Linked DNA regions of Homo sapiens: region 1 is linked to region 2. A link is a contact called in ENCODE Hi-C or POLR2A ChIA-PET data. All regions are on one chromosome and are shown on one strand. Each heading gives the region's core, a stretch centred on a gene start or an enhancer-like site at or near the end of the contact. The rest is flanking DNA. Distances are from core to core; before and after follow the strand shown. Region 1 has its middle 21 kb from the start of AKAP19. Region 2 has its middle 30 kb from the start of MSTN.

Evidence for each region. Hi-C counts contacts between places; a loop is a spot of excess contacts on that map. ChIA-PET counts read pairs that join two places held with the same protein, here RNA polymerase II (POLR2A). Pooled maps may share reads with other maps.
Region 1: a map of heart left ventricle shows a loop between it and region 2 (2.0-fold over the local background). The contact joins two enhancer-like sites. A Hi-C loop is called at or near these places in 2 of 168 maps with a recorded cell type or tissue (Calu3 and heart left ventricle), 3 of 37 single-sample maps with no recorded cell type and 3 of 50 pooled maps. POLR2A ChIA-PET finds 5 or more read pairs at or near these places in 2 of 52 experiments (activated CD4-positive, alpha-beta T cell and naive thymus-derived CD4-positive, alpha-beta T cell).

What each region holds. Positions count from the first base shown.
Region 1 is chr2:190,157,016-190,161,981 of GRCh38, reverse strand. It overlaps a transcript of AKAP19 not described here. Among named protein-coding and RNA genes, the nearest start is that of AKAP19, 21 kb to the left of the region's middle. Within about 2 kb of position 2,406, at least 7 of the 41 ENCODE cell types and tissues checked have a DNase peak (open chromatin) inside an H3K27ac peak, as active enhancers do.
Region 2 is chr2:190,090,276-190,095,260 of GRCh38, reverse strand. It overlaps a transcript of AKAP19 not described here. Among named protein-coding and RNA genes, the nearest start is that of MSTN, 30 kb to the right of the region's middle. Within about 2 kb of position 1,325, at least 5 of the 41 ENCODE cell types and tissues checked have a DNase peak (open chromatin) inside an H3K27ac peak, as active enhancers do.

The DNA.
Region 1 (4,966 bases), core at 1,157-3,656, 66 kb before region 2:
ATAAACTAGGTGAAATGTCTACCAAAAATAAACACCTTGATTTTGGGATAGTTGATCTGAAGCCATGTTCTTTTGTCTGGCAGTGATTAGAGAATAGAACCAGTAGTCTCTAAGTCACTCCTAGTTCCAGATAATAAACTCATATCATCTGAATATGGGTCTTTTCTTTTTCGTGGCTGAGAGGGAAAAAAAATGAATGCAACTTGTTTATCCAAAAGTAAGTCCAGAACACATTCCTATTTAATGAACTGGCAAATATTTTCTGATCCAACAAGAGAATACTTCTACTCCTCAGTTCCTGCTTCTGCATAAGCGTCTGTAACAGGGGGATCAATACTGAGCTACTGCATTTTGTCTTATAACTGATTTCTAAGCCAGGAGTCAAAGGCTGTCGAAAGGTCAACAAAAATAAAAAAGAAGGATATTTTGTGTTGAGTCTAAGAGATCTCTCTATAAGATGACATGACAATAGTAAATAATGGAATGGTTATACCTAGAGTCTACTTACTTGCTACTTGTTTAGAATGTGGGCCTGAGAAGCTGGGATGTGCTGTTTATGGAAAATAAATTTGGTATGATTTTAGATGCCTATTAATAGGTATGCTACTTGATAGGGTAAAGAAATGCCTTTTAAAAGCTGGTATAAACTACATTCTGAGTTCAGGCCTACTGGACCATCCATGTAGGACTGATTAAGGCAAATAAAGTGACAAATTAATATGTCACTGCAGGAAATGATATATTGGTAATTTCTGGAGGCAAGAATTTCCTAGCATGAGGTCTCTCTTCAAGCACCAGCACAAAGACCTTACTGCAATTCATGGAAGCCTCTTTCCACTATGTATATTTTAGAAAAAAAAGTTTAATTTAATGATGTCTAATAATCCAGAGAACTATGTTGAAACTCTGGTTTTGGCCCTAAAAATTTGGGGAGCTTTAAAAAATATTCCAGTCTCTTAGAGACAATTTGCTTATCTATAAATCAAGGATTTTCTAATGAATCATCTAAGACCAAATATAAAGTTACACTTAGCGTTCTTCATCTGTAAGTACTCGATTAGATTTCATTTAAAGCAAGTATGACTAGACTTTCACGTAAATGTAAATAAGAAAATGTCACTTATATTATGAATTAAAAGTTACTTATCCATGCAATTCTTATACTTTATCTGTCTTGGAATCTTTCAAACATTTATTATCCCTCATACTGAAATCCTTTTATAGTTAATATTTAGTATCTGTCTTTAATTTTTCAAAGTTTCTTCTTTTTTAAAAAAAAATCGCAAATTGAGAAAGAGAGCTAATTACTTAAAACATTTTGCCTTAATATCACTTTCCTGAATCAGTGTAGGTCAAAAGTCTAGTCATACTTTCATTAAATGGGAAAGAATTATATCCCAATATTCCAATTTGTTTCCCATTCCAAAAGCTAAAACATGAGTTTCATTTAGTCATGTTTTATAAACCTCATGGGAGAAAATAAATTTTAAAGTCTACCCTTTTAGCACAGATAAGCTATGCAATTTTCATAAGAACAATAAACAAAAGGCCAAGAGACTAATATTTGGGTTTGGCATTTTGAAGTAGGGATCACGAAAGAGAAACATGGACGAATATTACTATGACCATGGTTAAAAAAAAAATCTTATTCTAAGCCTAGTGCCATCCAGACAGGTAGGAAAATTAGATAGGAGTAGAGTTTGGGGATATTAGAACAATGTCCAATAGCAGCCCATAAAATGACCATGTTATTTACCTATTCTGAGACCATTAAATATGTAGTTGTTTGCAAAGCAACTTAATTTAAGAAATAGAAAGAAAAGATCAAAATAACCTAAGATTGAAAGTCACATCAAAACTAGATCCATGAAAACCTCAGCTAGGTCGTGATTGTCCCTCTTAAAATGCTCATAACTTATATCTTCAAAAATGAACTTCCCCTGCCTGTATCTAAAGAAATGTTTCAACTCTACACTGAAATACTAAAAGAAAGTATTTGGTAACGTTTTATTGGCAATGACATTTTAAACTCATAAAATTGCTTTCAATTTGGCATTGGCAAATTCTAGTTCATAATAGCTTAATGTTTTCAGATACAAAGACAGCAGTTTCAAAAGTTAAAAGAACAGAAATTTAGAAAGGGCCAACAATGGCTCTTAAGAATGGATTGTTGCAACTTGTCTTTTCACATACTTTCTTCATTGGCTTCCATGTATGCCAAAAGACTGGTTTTGTGAGTCAATGAATTCAGCCTTTTTTCTTAAAGTGATCTCTCAGAGATCACAGAGCTACTGGCAAGCTCTGTTAGTTTACATCATGTTGGCTAGAAGAATGTGGTTACGAAGCAGTCATCAGCCAAGGACCTTAGGGACGAGAGAACTTGGAACACTGAGCTTCACAAAACAAAGGGAGCTCAAAGAAATGAGTCTCACTCACAGCCAAGTATGACAGAACCACAACACTCTAGCAGTCCGCATCCCAAGTTGAAGTAGGGCATGTCCTGAATTCAGGGAAGAAAACCAAAAATCCCCAGAAATTGAGTCTGAAGAGTTTAACTCATAACCAGAGAGTAGATGTTTTATATTCACAAAATAATCATTGTAAGTGATTATATAGACGGTGAGAATACAAAGGCTCAGCACAACAGTACTCATCAACCCAGAACTCAAGTGAGCCTCCTGGGGGACTTTGCCCTTCTGCTCCACCACTGTCACCATGCCCATATAACAAATACTGGAGGCAGGTCCAAGTGCCTGGGACCCTTAGGCAGTTATGGCACCAATATAATTTGTACCTAGTTGGGTGGAGGCCAGTCGCTACTAATCATAACTTTCCTTTACAGGGAGAAAGGCAAGTGCCTAATCCCAGCTCAGACCTCCTACCTTGTCTAGTTCCCTACGCCCTTCTGCATTTTCTCAGCTTTGGTGACTCCCACAATTATCCTGCATCACAGCCCCTTCCACTGCAGCCTTTGGAATCCTAATCCCTTGCTAATCAACTTCCTGCATCCTCATCCTGTCTTAGAAGTCTCTTCACCTCCAGGCCCTACAGGAATCCTGGGCCTCCCCTGAGGATAGCCCTTCTCCTGCAGCCTTCTCTCCAAATGGATAGCAACAGAAATTCTCCTGCCCACTCCCAACTCCAAACAGGGATGTTTCCCCTGCTTCTGTGAGGCTTCTGCCCTGTGATCATATCTGTTCTGCCTCATCACTTTTAGATCTGCCTCTTATGCATGCTCTGCCATTCAGGGAGAACTTTGGGACCTGGGTCCACTATTTCTCTGCACCACAAAGTCTGCATAATGCCAAGATGATGATAGCCAGGGAGAACAGAATCAAAAAAGAAAAAAATCTCTTAAATGATAACGTGATACTATGAATCCCCTCAGGAATTTACAATTTAATCAATATCATTAAAAGTAATGTAAGTACAGCTTGTTTATGGCAAAATTCATTTAAAGTATATAAATATTTACATAGAATCTATATATAAATTCTTACCATTTCCTATTCAATAGGTGAAACACACTGTTAAATTTACTTCAAATTTGTTAATGTGAGAAATACGTCACCAATTTTTTAAATGAAACTGCTTGCTTGAGAGGTCTGCATACACTGAAATATAGACTGAATTTTACTTCTGCTAAAAACACCCTGCTTTTGTAGCAGGACAAGCCGCAGACAAAACCTCTCAGACACTGAGTTGTATAAGGAAGGGCTTTATTCAGCTGGGAGCATTGGCAAGCTACTGCCTTAAAATCCGAGCTCCCCGAGTGCACAATTTCTGTCCCCTTTAAGGGCTCACAACACTAAAGATTTTACATGAAAGGGTCGTGATTGATTTGAGCAAGCAAGGGGTACGTGACAGGGGCTGCATGCACCAGTGGTCATAGAGAAACAGAACTGGGCAGGGAGTTTCACAATGTTCTTCTATACAATACCTGGAATCTATGAATAACATCGGTTTCTAAGCCATGAGTTGATTTTTAACTACTAGGTTTAGGCCAGGCAGGCCCAGGTCTGATTTTGGGCCTGGCGCCGGGCTGCCTGTCTTTGATTTCACTTCCTTGTTTTTTTCTTAAAACAGGTACTGAGTATAAAACAATATGAGAGGGTCTCTCTCTTCCCTCACTTTCAAGACCTGATGTTTGGAGCATTACATTTTAAGTCTTATATGTAATAACTAAACCTTTTCTTGTTAGCATTAATTTGTTTTGAGTTCTAGAGACATGTGAGACATAGTCTTGAGGCGAATTTATAAGATTGTCATTATTATGTCTCCATTAATGTAAATTTTTCCCACAATGGATATAGTCTCCCCTTCCCTCAATTATCTGTGCTCATTTAAAAAAATAGTTAAGTAATTAAAAACAAAGGTAAAAATAAAAATCATATAAAATCTATCCCCCATCAGATAATCATGAAAGGTGTTCATTCCTTTATACATAGCTTTATGAAATTATATCCATAATTTTTTTACCATGAATAGTAAATGTAGTTCTTCCAAAAGTTAAAATGTTAACAACCTAATATTTAACCTTCTTTTCTGGAGTAGAAACCTATTCTAGATATATAGCATCCTGTGATATGTGTGTGTGTGTGTGTGTGTGTGTGTATACAAGTTTAGGGAGTCATTTGTTTTATAATACTGTGATCTTATTTTATATACTTCTCTGTATTAAGATTTTCATACTGATGAACAATATATTTCAAAATGTCTCCAAATCTACTGGCATAAAGAGAAAATAGAGAGATTTTGAATGTAGTTCTGTGAGGCCTTGGGTACGTTTTTAAAAACTCTCTGTGCTTCAGTTTCCTACCCTGTAAAATTATTACCACCTACCACATAAGGTTGTGGTGAGGATCAAAAGAGGGCCTAGCTCAAGGGAAGTCCTTAATAAGAACCGAATTGATTTCTTTTAATGGTTGTATGATACTAATGATATGAGTATGCTGTAATACAGTAT
Region 2 (4,985 bases), core at 76-2,575:
TTTTCATGGATCATTGTCCTGGTTATTTACTTTTTTTTTGAGACAGAGTCTTGCTCTGTCGCCCAGACTAGAGTGCAGTGGTGTGATCTTGGCTCACTGTAACCTCCGCCTCCTGGTTTCAAGGATTCTCCTGTCTCAGCCTCCTGAGTAGCTGGGATTACAGGCATGGGCCACTACACCCGGCTAATTTTTGTATTTTTAGTAGAGATGGGGTTTCACCATATTGGTCAGGCTGGTCTCGAACTCCTGACCTCATGATCCGCCCATCTCGGCCTCTCAAAGTGCTGGGATTACCGGCGTGAGCCACCGCGCCCGGCCTATTTACTCTTTCAACTTATCTCTCACTTTCTTTGAATACTATTTTTCTTGAACCAGCAGAATTGTAATGATCCATATCCAGATAAAGTAATCATTTGTTTCCTACTTAAAGTTATCTATAAAATGCCTGGCCCCACCTCTCCCTTATCATCCTTACAAAAGCCTTGAAAGGATCGTTCAAAATACATGACTTGGATATAATGCTAATGAGGAACCAACAATCTATAAATTATGAATAGTGACAGAAGGCAAGGCAGTGTTTGTGATTCAGCTCAATAGACTTTGCCGGCAGGAAAACATCCTGTAATAAATCCTTTGATTGCTGAAAAACATGGTTCAAATAAAAAATCAAGTAATACTGCATATCTAAACAGAAATAGAAGAATAAACACTTGCAAACTTTGAACTCCACTCCCCTGCTGTTTTTAAGCAAAACCTAAGCTGCATGGAAAGAGTAAGGAATTTTGTAATAAATCAGGCTTGGGTTTCAATCACGGCCTTTTTTACCTCTGTGACTTTAAGCCAATGATTTAACTTTTCAGAAGCTCAGTTTTCTTATCTACAAAATGGCAGTAACAGTATCAGCCTCATAGGACTGCTGAAAAGATCAGAAATAATACACAAAACTTCTGGTACACTAAAGGCACTAGGGGAATGCTTTAAACAGCATGTTTCCCCTTTTTAAAAAAACCTTTAAAAATATTATTTCTCTGAAAATGATGTCCTAGAAAATCCCTACAAATGGAGATATACTTTCCTGTTGCTCAAGCCCACTCATCTTGCTTTCCAGCCACAAGACTCCTATTTACCAATCTTTTCCCACATAGTGGGAGGTCAAACTAAAGCAACCTAGGAGCTTACTCTGTCGCTGTGGAGAGGATAAACACTCTTGCAGGGGTGTGGGGCCTTAGAAAATGCAAGGCTCTGGTCCTTAATAAAAGAGCTGCTGCTTTCGTAACAGCACCATGTGCTTGGTCACAAGACAGATGAGGACAGAGGGTAGGCCCTTCTTGGCCCAAGTTGGAGGTGAGTGGGTGAGTAGACTGCTTTCGTCTCTGACTGCTGCTAGCCATGTTTCTACCTTCCTGATTGTGGTCAAGCTACCAAGGCAAGAAATTCCCAAAGTAAAAATATACTGACAGCTGTGTTTGGAATCTATCAACAACCTTTCAAAATTACACACGGGCAAATTTCACCTTCACATTGCAGAAGTCATATTCCCAAAAGACTGAATGAAAGCGAAGAGATCACATAAATAAAAATAATCCAAAATGAAATGAAATTATGGATGAAGAAGGGGAAATATGAGAGCAAAACATTATCCTATTAGAGGCAACAGTTTAAAATTTTACCAGGCCAAGAGTACAAATCTTTATTTCTATAATGTTAAACTAAACTCTATTTTCCTCTACTTCTGCTATAAGTCACCCAACAATGTTTATTTTCTGATTCTTGCCCTATACATTACTATTTTAGTTTAGTATTTAATTACTTGTTTTCTTTTTTTTTTGAGACAGAGTCTTGCTCTGTCGCCCAGGCTGGAGTGCAGTGGCACAATCTTGGCTCACTGTAACCTCTACCTCCCAGGTTCAAGAGATTCTCCGGCCTCAGCCTCCCAAGTAGCTGGGATTACAGGCGTCCACCACCACTCCCGGCTAATTTTTGTATTTTTTTTTTTTTTTAGTAGAGACGGGGTTTCACCATGTTGGCCAGGCTGGTCTCAAACTCCTGACCTCAGGTGATCCACCCGCCTTGGCCTCTCAAAGTGCTGGGATTATAGGCGTGAGCCACCATGCCCGGCCTTAATTACTTTTTAAACTGTAAACATTCATCTAGTGCCCTGATACTTATAGCTATACTAACTATATACTTTCTACCTATGGTTTGAAGTTTCTTCAGACGTGTGGTCCAGAAAAGCATCATCTTCATGAATATAAATTATTATATTACTAAAAAAGAAAAATTTACAACAGGGTATTTCTGGTATTTCCCTTTTCCTCTGCTTCTAGCAATCGACTCGCTGTAAGTAAAACTCTTCACAGAGTTTAGAATTAGTCAGTAGAACTCTAGTTTTAATACCTACTCCTCTCCTTTGATCTGGTATAAAATTATCCTCACAACAAGGAAATAATATTTTTCACAGATCAGACCGACAATGATTTCTTAAAAGGCTATTATTCTGGACTGGCAAGGATTTGGGGGAAACAGGAACTTTTGAATACTTCTGTTAGACTTCTAAATCACTACATCTTTCTGAATGATAATTTGGAAAATTGACTCAGATTCTTAAAAATATGTGTATTAATGTGTATGTTTTTAAATAGTACATATACATATTGTTCTGAGGTGGACAGGTCTATGCAAACCTACCCCAGAAAGTCCAAGGAAGCAGAGAGGCCAAAGAAAGAGGCTGACAAACCCAGTTTCTGAGAAAGAAACATTTGATAGGGACTTAGGAACAGAAACCATGCCTGTGTCTCAGGAGTGGCAAGACAAAACGGTGGATCCCTGTGCCCTTACCCCCGAGACCCAGGACTTATAGAACATAAGGAAAAGATATGTGTGATTCAGAAGGAATGTGTAGGACAATTGATGTATAATATCAAGGTCATTTTGACCTAAGGGCAGGATTTACAGTAAGTACATTCTCTTACACAAGGAACAATCAATAAACTGGAAATCTTAGAGGCCTTCTTGGAACTGGAGTTAATCAGCAGTCAACATGACAAATTAGCATCCAGATAATTTTGCTTTAGCCTCCACACACATATTTACAAAAAGATTTGCCATTAAGTATGTGTTTTGAATATTATTATAACAAAAATCTGAAAGAATCTAAGTGTCCTACTGTAGAATATTAATGAAATAAATTGCCATATATTAACATAACATAATACAATATAGTATAGTCATGTTTAATGATAAGTCATTTAAAAATGTGTAAAAATATTTAATTTCTGAGGAAGATATTGTAGTCAGTCAATTTGTTTATTTACTGAGTAGATAAACAAAAATATTAATATTAATTACTCCTGAATAAAGGAATTATGAGTGATTTTTAGTTTTGGCTTTGTGTTTTCTATATTTTATAAATTTTCTGTGATGAATATGTATTACTTTGTAATCATATTATTTCAAGTATTAAAAACTATTTTAGAAACCAAGAATTTTAAGCACATTTATATTTTCTGTGTTTATAATTAGAATCCTAAAATTCTGTAGTTGAAAGGGATCACAGGGATATTCTGGTACAAACTCAAGATCGAAAGTTTGGCCTCTAGAAATTTAAGACATAATTTACACAATCAATTAGGCTTTGTAATCAATAAAGTAGATTACATGGCCTCTTCAGTTCTTAAAATGGTTCTATTTGGGCTACTTGTGTGTGTGTGTGTTTAACAAAAGAGGATAAACTACTAATTTGATACAAATAAGTTCTCTTCTACTTTAAGAAACATAGGAAACAGTTCTTTACTTTCAAAAGTAGGTCACTCTTGTAGCATATTTTAGTACAGTTTGAATAAATTCCTTTCAGTTATTATCAAAGTATCCTAGTGTTAGAATTCCTGTGAGATAGCAGACTTTCTGAAATAAATTCATATGTGTCAAACTGGAACTTTCTGTAATAATATTTTTCAGTCTTTTAGAATTAAATTTAAAATGAGTTTCTGTTTCAGTCCCTGAATGTAGACATGTGCCACTGACGTGCTGACAAGTTATCTGATTTACATGGCATTAGAAAGTTTCTTTTTAAAGGCAGTATATTGTTGAACTTTATAGGCATTTCCTATTCTTAGAAATATGAAGCAAAGTGTCAACTGGTAAACAGTAAAATTCAGTTCTCAAATTGTGTGGATGGTTCTTCTATTAATGTGTTAGCAACTCTACAGTAAAAATATCAAAGTCTTTTTATAAGGCTTACACCTTTGAAACAAAGTTATTCATTTATTACAACAAAATTTATGTTATTACCTATTATGTGCCAGGTATTGTGCTAGATGCCAGGGTATGTCTGTAATAAGCTAGAGTCCATGCCCTTCAGGAGCCTACAGAAAAGAGCGGACATTAAAAATAAGCAGGCAATTAGACTACAGTGCGCTAAGTATTAGTACTGTGATAAGAAAGTACTAGTGGTAGGGGAGAAGTAGGACAGGACATTGATAGAAACCATTTGAGGGACCTGTTCAGCTCACACACTTTTCCCTGGGAGTCACCTTCTGCCTTTTATCAGAGCCTTGTCTGAACTATGTACCTCCATCTTTCACACATGATCAGGCAAGGGATACAAACCTTACACAGGCTAGGACTCAAAGACACGTGATCAGTTAGCTATGGCAGCTAACTTGGTTATATAAAATCAAGACTGAGGTGGTTGTTTGAGGCTATACATAAGTAGAAAAAAGACTGTTCTGAAGAAGTCTGGAGAGGAGACTCAATCCACTTGGGAAGAATCTGCTTTGAAGCTATCTCACTAATGTGCCTGGCGAATTGGTGCTGGCTATTGACAGGAGGCCTCAGATCTTCTCCATGGCACTGTTTGAGGCATGGCAGCTGGCTCTCAGTGAGCAATCCAAGAGACCAAGGCAGAAGCTGCAATGCCCTTTATGACCTAGTCTCAGCAGTCATACACCATCACTTTCACTGTGTTTGTCACCAGGCCATCCCCT